Linked DNA regions of Mus musculus: region 2 is linked to region 1. A link is a contact called in ENCODE Hi-C or POLR2A ChIA-PET data. All regions are on one chromosome and are shown on one strand. Each heading gives the region's core, a stretch centred on a gene start or an enhancer-like site at or near the end of the contact. The rest is flanking DNA. Distances are from core to core; before and after follow the strand shown.

Region 1 (3,230 bases), core at 431-2,930:
ACCTTTGTTTTGTTTTGTTTGAGACAGGATTTCTCTGTATAGCCTTGGCCTGGTACTCACTCCCTAGACCAGGCTGGCTTTTGCCCTCCCAAGTGCTGGGATTAAAGGAGTGTGCTACCACCCAGCTCCTACTTACTTTAAAATGACTTATTCAGTTTTTCACAAAGTCTTAGAGATAAGATCTCAACCCAAATCTCTTGACCTCTACCACTAAATCAAAAAAACAGCTTATTGGGCCAGTGACAGTTAGACGAGTGAAGCGTTTGTTGCTAAGCCTGACAACCTGAGTTTGATCTCCAAGGTCCACAAACAGGAGAGAATTCATGCAAGTTGTCCTTCTGACCACAGATGCATGGCATGGCATGGCATAGCATGGCATGGGTCCAACAGTGCACACACACAAAAGTAACTGGGGAGCAGGGGGTGGAGGTGAGGATCCTGAGACTTTAGCAAAAGTGAGTGATTAAAACAACACAAAACAAAAAACTTCAACCAACTCTGGTTTCTCAATTTGCTTGTTAAAAAAACAGCTTTGTTTTGTCAAGGACAAATGTTGATGTTGGGTGGGTAATGTCTACTCTGCTAAAGAGATCAGAAACTGCGAAAATGTCGGGCAGCAGGCCTCTTCGTAAATTGCTGGATACAGAAGGATCCTATGAAGCCTATTTCTAAACTTGGCCTGACTGTCTCCCTAATGATTCGTTTGAAATGTTCTGACTGCCCACCCCAGCCTGACAGGATAGTGTGTTCCCCTCCCCCACATACTGCTTGTTTAAAACACGACAGATTACCAGATCGGTGGCACAGTATTTAAGTAGGGAGCCTGGTATCCTATTCCTAGCACTGTAAAACAAAACAAAAACCCACGGCAACATAGGGAGGCACGTCTGATCATCACCACCGAGACTGCATTCTAACCACGTGTCTTTCTTATCCAGAATAAAATGGGTATGCCCTTGTCCCAACACGTTGTAACTTACCTTTATTTCCGTAGCTGCAGTTTCATGTCTCCTGCGATCGCACTGACCGCGGCCACCCTTGACCTTAATGCCATAGACAGCTCGAAGCTGCTGCAGCAGGGCCAATCTGACCAGTCTCTGATCCCACATCCCGAACACGTCGCCTACTCTCCGAGGCCGACTCCGGGTCCTGACTTTCTTTGCCACCAACCAACTCTTCCACTTGCCAAACGCCCTCAGGCTCGCTCTGCTCCGCTGCCTTCCAGCCACCTCTGGCACTCTTCCTCCACTTTCCCTCGATCCACTTACACAGACCTTCTTCTCTCGCGCCTCTCTTCACTCTTGTTTCACTTCCACCAGCCTTCTTTCCGGGTCGCTCAGCCCTGTCAGTTACTTCCACAAACTTCCCTTTTTTCTGACTCTTCCGTTTCCCCAGACTAACGCCTGCAGCTAGTTTCTCGCTTCCGGACACTTCCACTTATCCTCTTCCCCGCAGGGTGGCCTTCCCCGCTCTGATTTCTTGAGATGGAAATGCAACCTTAAGCTACTCCCTCCAGCCGGGCCAGCCGGCTGCTCAGGGATCCCCAGTCCCGGTCCCTGCCCGGGCTGGTCCCCGCCGTCACCCCGTCTCACACGCAGCCTTTCCCCTAGCCCATCAGCCTTGCCTGTGGCCCCGGCCCGCTAAAGCTTAGTGACTCGGCTCCGCCAGCGCCCCACCTTCTCGGCACACATCAGACCCGACGCGACCGCACCTGAGCAGTGGCTCAAATGCCAGCGCCAAACAGCGCTCCGCATCCGATTGGCCCGCTCCTGTTTTCAAAATGAGGACCCTTTGGGGTGGCCAGGAGCTGCCTGTCTAAAAGGTTCCGGCAAAGCCGAAAGCACAGCGAGCGTTGAGATCAGGGTTAAGAAATGTGAAGAGAGTGAGTTCCTCTTTCTCTTTGCCTATTTCTTTGGAAGAAAAATGTCAAAAACGTGTTCAAATATGTTTGCTTTGCTCTTCGGACAATATACTTCGGAGATCCGAATAGACAGCTCATAACCTCCCCCCACTTCCGCCCTTTCATTTCTCCACTAAAGCTAAAGGTCCCGTCATAGGGAAAACCGATTCTACGGAAGGCGGGAGGAGTCAAGTTTAGTTATGAATCACAAACGCCGTTTGTTGTTGTTGTTGTTGTTGTTTGTTTTGTTTTGTTTTTGAGACCCGGACCCAAGGTCTTAGAAGGGAATTGGAACTGTGAGCCATTGGTCCTTCTTTGGGAGACTGGTGGTATTATTAAATTTTCTTACATAAGGTAATTAAGGTAATTAAGCACAACAAAGATGACTTGTCACGAGAGAGTAGTGGAGGAATACGGAGCTGTAGGAGGCAGCTGCAGCAATAGTTTACCTCTGTGGGACTTGGTTAAAGGACCAGAAGTCCTGTTTGCCATTGCCATTACTGAAACCTCAGCTGTCTGATTTAAATGCATGACATCACCTTCTCCTCTTGTTTCCCAGAGCTGCCTTTCCTTTTCCAAACACCAGTAATCCTACTCTCTCTCTCTCTCTCTCTCTCTCTCTCTCTCTCTCTCTCTCTCTCTCTCTCTTTCTCTCTCTCTCTCACACACACACACACATGAGAGAGAGAGAGAGAGAGAGAGAGAGAGAGAGAGAGAGAGAATGTGTATGCATTCAGTCATAACTATAAAAATAACTTATGTTGTGTATATCCTTCTCTAGGCCACGTTGTTCTGGTTCTTCGATGGCTAAGAATTCCTTTTAAGGTGCTTAGGTTAGCTTTTGAATATTAAATAGTGCTTTCTATTTACATCCATGTATGTATGCACTGGATAGTTTTTATGTCACCTTGACACAAGCTAAAATTATCTGAAGGGAGGGAACCTCAAGTGAGGAAAATGCCACACGTTCCAGCTGTAGGGTATTTTCTTACTAAGTAATTGATGGGGAAGACCCATCCCATTGTGAGTGGTGCCATCCATGGGCAAGTGGTTTTCGGTTTTGTAAGAAATCAGTTTGAGAAGGCTATAATGAGTAAATCAGGAAGTAGCACTCCTCCATGGCCTCTGCATCAGTTATTGCTTTCAGGTTCCTGTCCTGTTTGAGTTCCTTTCCTGGCTTCCTTCAATGATGGACAGTGATGTGAATATATAACGCTAAATATCTCTTTCTTCACCATGTTGCTTTTGGTCAGTGCTTCATCACACTGATAGTAACTAATTGGGAACAGAAGTTGGTCCCAGGGAGTAGGGTATCATTGTGACAGGCTTG
Region 2 (3,230 bases), core at 433-2,932, 330 kb after region 1:
ATGCTTGGTGTATCACTAGACAGACACACAGACAGAAAGATGAACGGACAAATGAAACCACGTCTGAAGTGTTCTTCTTCCAAGAAGCTTCTGCAACACTAACGGACAACTAACGCTTCCATCTTTCAGGTTGTAAACAGTTTCAATATATTCTTCTATTTCTGTATTATAAACATTTCACTGATTATTCATCCTCATTGAAGTGAAACAGAGAAGATGGTACCTGTGTGTTCTTTTCATTTACAGCTCAATATCTTACAATCAGCAGACTTTATAAGAGACCTTCTACAATGTGAAAACTTTCTTGTGAACCCTATGCTGGCCTCAAAACAGACAAGGCTAGCCTTGAACTCCATTCCCCACTGTCTTCACATCTCACATGCTGGGAATGAAAGACAGGCACCATCTCTCCTCCGCACTTTCCCTCTCGGTTCATGTGTTCCTGTCATTCTAGCTCTTTCTTTACATTCAAACTTTAAGGTATCAGCACTTGCCTGGACTGTTTTTGTGTTCTTTCTCAAACTGTGTACTTATCTGCATTTAGCTTTAATGCGGTTAAGAAGTCGGGATAGCCTCTCTAATATTGTATAAAAGGATGAAAATAAAGAAAACCAAGTTAACAGGATCCACTTTTTAGTTACCATGGCATATTCAAGTAACCGCAGCTATAGCCATAAAAGCATAAAATTAGGGGGGAAAGGAGGGAGAGACAGACAGACAGGTACAGAGAGAAAGGAAGGGAGGAAAGAAGAAAGGAAGGGCACTTTGGGTAAAAGCATAGGCCAGATCACAGCACTTTCAAAGATTCCAGTCATTATCCCAGGGACAATCAGAATTGTTTACGGGACACTGTAGGAAGACAAGTAATGTGAGCAGGTTTGCACCAGTGAGCACTCTGGAGCAATCTGAAGAACAGGCTGCAGGAGGGCAAGAGGAAATATGACAGATCAACAAGTCTTAGTGGGGAAGGCATCTTTGGGCGAGAGAGGTCCAGAAATACAGACAAACACTGTGTAGACATGCTGGGGCTAAGCGAATGGAAACAGTTTCTAGGCTTCTGCCCTGACAAATCTGCGGAGCCAGAAGAGGCGCGGGAGGGCTTAAATTTTCCCGCACTTACACTCTCAATAATTTCCTAAGAATTAACAAGGATGTGAAAGGCTACAGGCCCGGAATTGGCTCTGTTGTCTCCTAAATGAAAGGTTATAATGACAATTAACTGCCATAGAGCGATCTACTTGTAGACAGAGTCTTGTCAGAGTAATACAATTCAGAAGCACGCTTTGTGGTCTAACGAGGAGCGGCCTCTTTCACTGCAGCTTTTCCAATGTTTAACTAGCAACTTGCACGTACACAAGATATCAAAATCAATCCCAATCCCGGGCTTTAGGTCCTCGGCATCCCTCCTTACACAAGCGGGCACGCCGGGGCTCACCTGAGTGACGAACTCCGCGTTGATCTGGGACACCGTGGGGGCCACGATTTTCTTGGGCTGCGCAGGAGCCGCCATCGCAGCGATCGCCACTGAAGCTGACCAGAGGCTCGTAGCGGCGACTCTCGAAAGCTTTCAAGCAGCGGCGGCGACCCAGCCCCGAGGTGCCAGAGCGCCCGGCACAGACACGCTGGGCTCCCACGGTTCCTCCCGGAACCTGAGAAGTCCCGGCGTTCCCCGGAAGCAGAACTAGTGGGCCCGGAAGTCAAGGCAAGAGTTAAGCTTGAGCTAGAAAGTAGGCTGCCTTTACCTGTCTCTTTATTGCCCCCTAGTGGAAGGAAGAAAGATAACATACAGCGTGTAGGATTGGGTCATAGGGAGAGAGGGGGCTGAAAGATGTGTTGAATGTGATTAATAAAGGTGGGAGTTGAAAGAATAGGATGTCGACTTTATTTGAACGCTAAAGAAAAATATAGTAAAAAGCAAAACCCATACTCTTAGAATTTGAGGCACCGTGTGACTTCAAAAACTGCCTGGAAGTACTGATTGCCATACAATAAACATAAACCAAGTGTAAAACTTAATACACTTTGAAATAGTTGTCTATCTATTATTGTATCACCAGAATCATGGCAATGAGATTACCCAAAGCCATTAAAAGTTACTATGTGTCCTTCTGCCTTCAACCTATCACCCCTTTTTCTCACACAGTCTTCTACTATCATGGATCCTCTGGGTCACTGTTAACTACAGAATTTTATATAAACTTTATGCAAATTTGCAGAGGAATAAAAGAGAGATTGATCAGCGGTTAAGAGCACCAGGTGCTCTTCCAGATGACCTGGGTTCAATTCCCAGAAGCCACATGGCAGCTCTCAATTGTTTGTAACTCCAGGTCCAGAGGCTCTGACACCCTCACACAGACATACATGCACGCAAAACACCAATTCACATGAAATAAAAGTAAAAATAAAATTTAAAAAGAAACTATTTTACATACATTTTAGAATATGTTCTTTTTTGGTCACTCAAAATTATTTTGAGATGCATCTGTGTTGTTCATATCAGTCACTGATTCAGTTGTATTGCTAAATAATAGCCAACTTTTCAGACATACTACAATCCATAAATTTAGTAATATGTTGATATGCGTTTAGATTGTTTCTAGTTGCTGACTACTACAAGAAAGTCCTCTACAGGCGATTCTAAGTCATTATGTAGACATACATTTCCTCTGAAGCAACACATTCAATGGTGTATGTTTGCCATTTTAAGAAATGTCTGTCTTTCCAAAGCAGTTGTGCCTTGCTAACATTTGAGACTTGTGTTGTCTTCTTTCCCTTACCGACTTTTAATATGGATAGTTTTTAAAGTTGTTTTAGGCATACTACGTATGTGGTACATCACAGTATAGGTGTAATTCATGTTCCTCCAATGGTCCATGATGCTGAACTCACAACTTCTTGTGAGTTTTATGCTTTTATCCTCACTAGGGAAATAACTGTTTAAAACTTTAGCCTGGTTCTTATTTGGTCACTTATTTTATAATTCTTGGGTTAGCACACCCATCCCATTTACAAACTCATACATAGGTTGAACAGTTATCTCTAGTAAGTCCTCTCTAGAGGAATATAGGCAGTAGACTGGTACACCATTCTCTCTCTCTTAATTTGTGATATATACCCATCTGCCCAAAATGAGGACTGTGAAAGAAAATAGCTGTAGGTCTGGCCATCAAGTATATACATGTTGTAGCTTTCGTCCCTCCATCTTTTATGGTTTGTAGACATATAGATAA

What was found. Hi-C counts contacts between places; a loop is a spot of excess contacts on that map. ChIA-PET counts read pairs that join two places held with the same protein, here RNA polymerase II (POLR2A).
Region 2: POLR2A ChIA-PET joins it to region 1 with 11 read pairs in embryonic stem cell. The contact joins the promoter of Aqr here to the promoter of Arhgap11a in region 1. A Hi-C loop is called at or near these places in 2 of 37 maps with a recorded cell type or tissue (T-helper 1 cell and T-helper 17 cell). POLR2A ChIA-PET finds 5 or more read pairs at or near these places in 3 of 5 experiments (Patski and embryonic stem cell).

Annotation. Positions count from the first base shown.
Region 1 is chr2:113,846,981-113,850,210 of GRCm38, forward strand. Arhgap11a (Rho GTPase activating protein 11A) reads right to left here and starts at 1,681. Exons shown (of 12, transcript NM_181416.3): 1 at 981-1,681. The coding sequence starts at 1,109.
Region 2 is chr2:114,173,657-114,176,886 of GRCm38, forward strand. Aqr (aquarius) reads right to left here and starts at 1,683. Exons shown (of 35, transcript NM_009702.3): 1 at 1,436-1,683. The coding sequence starts at 1,510.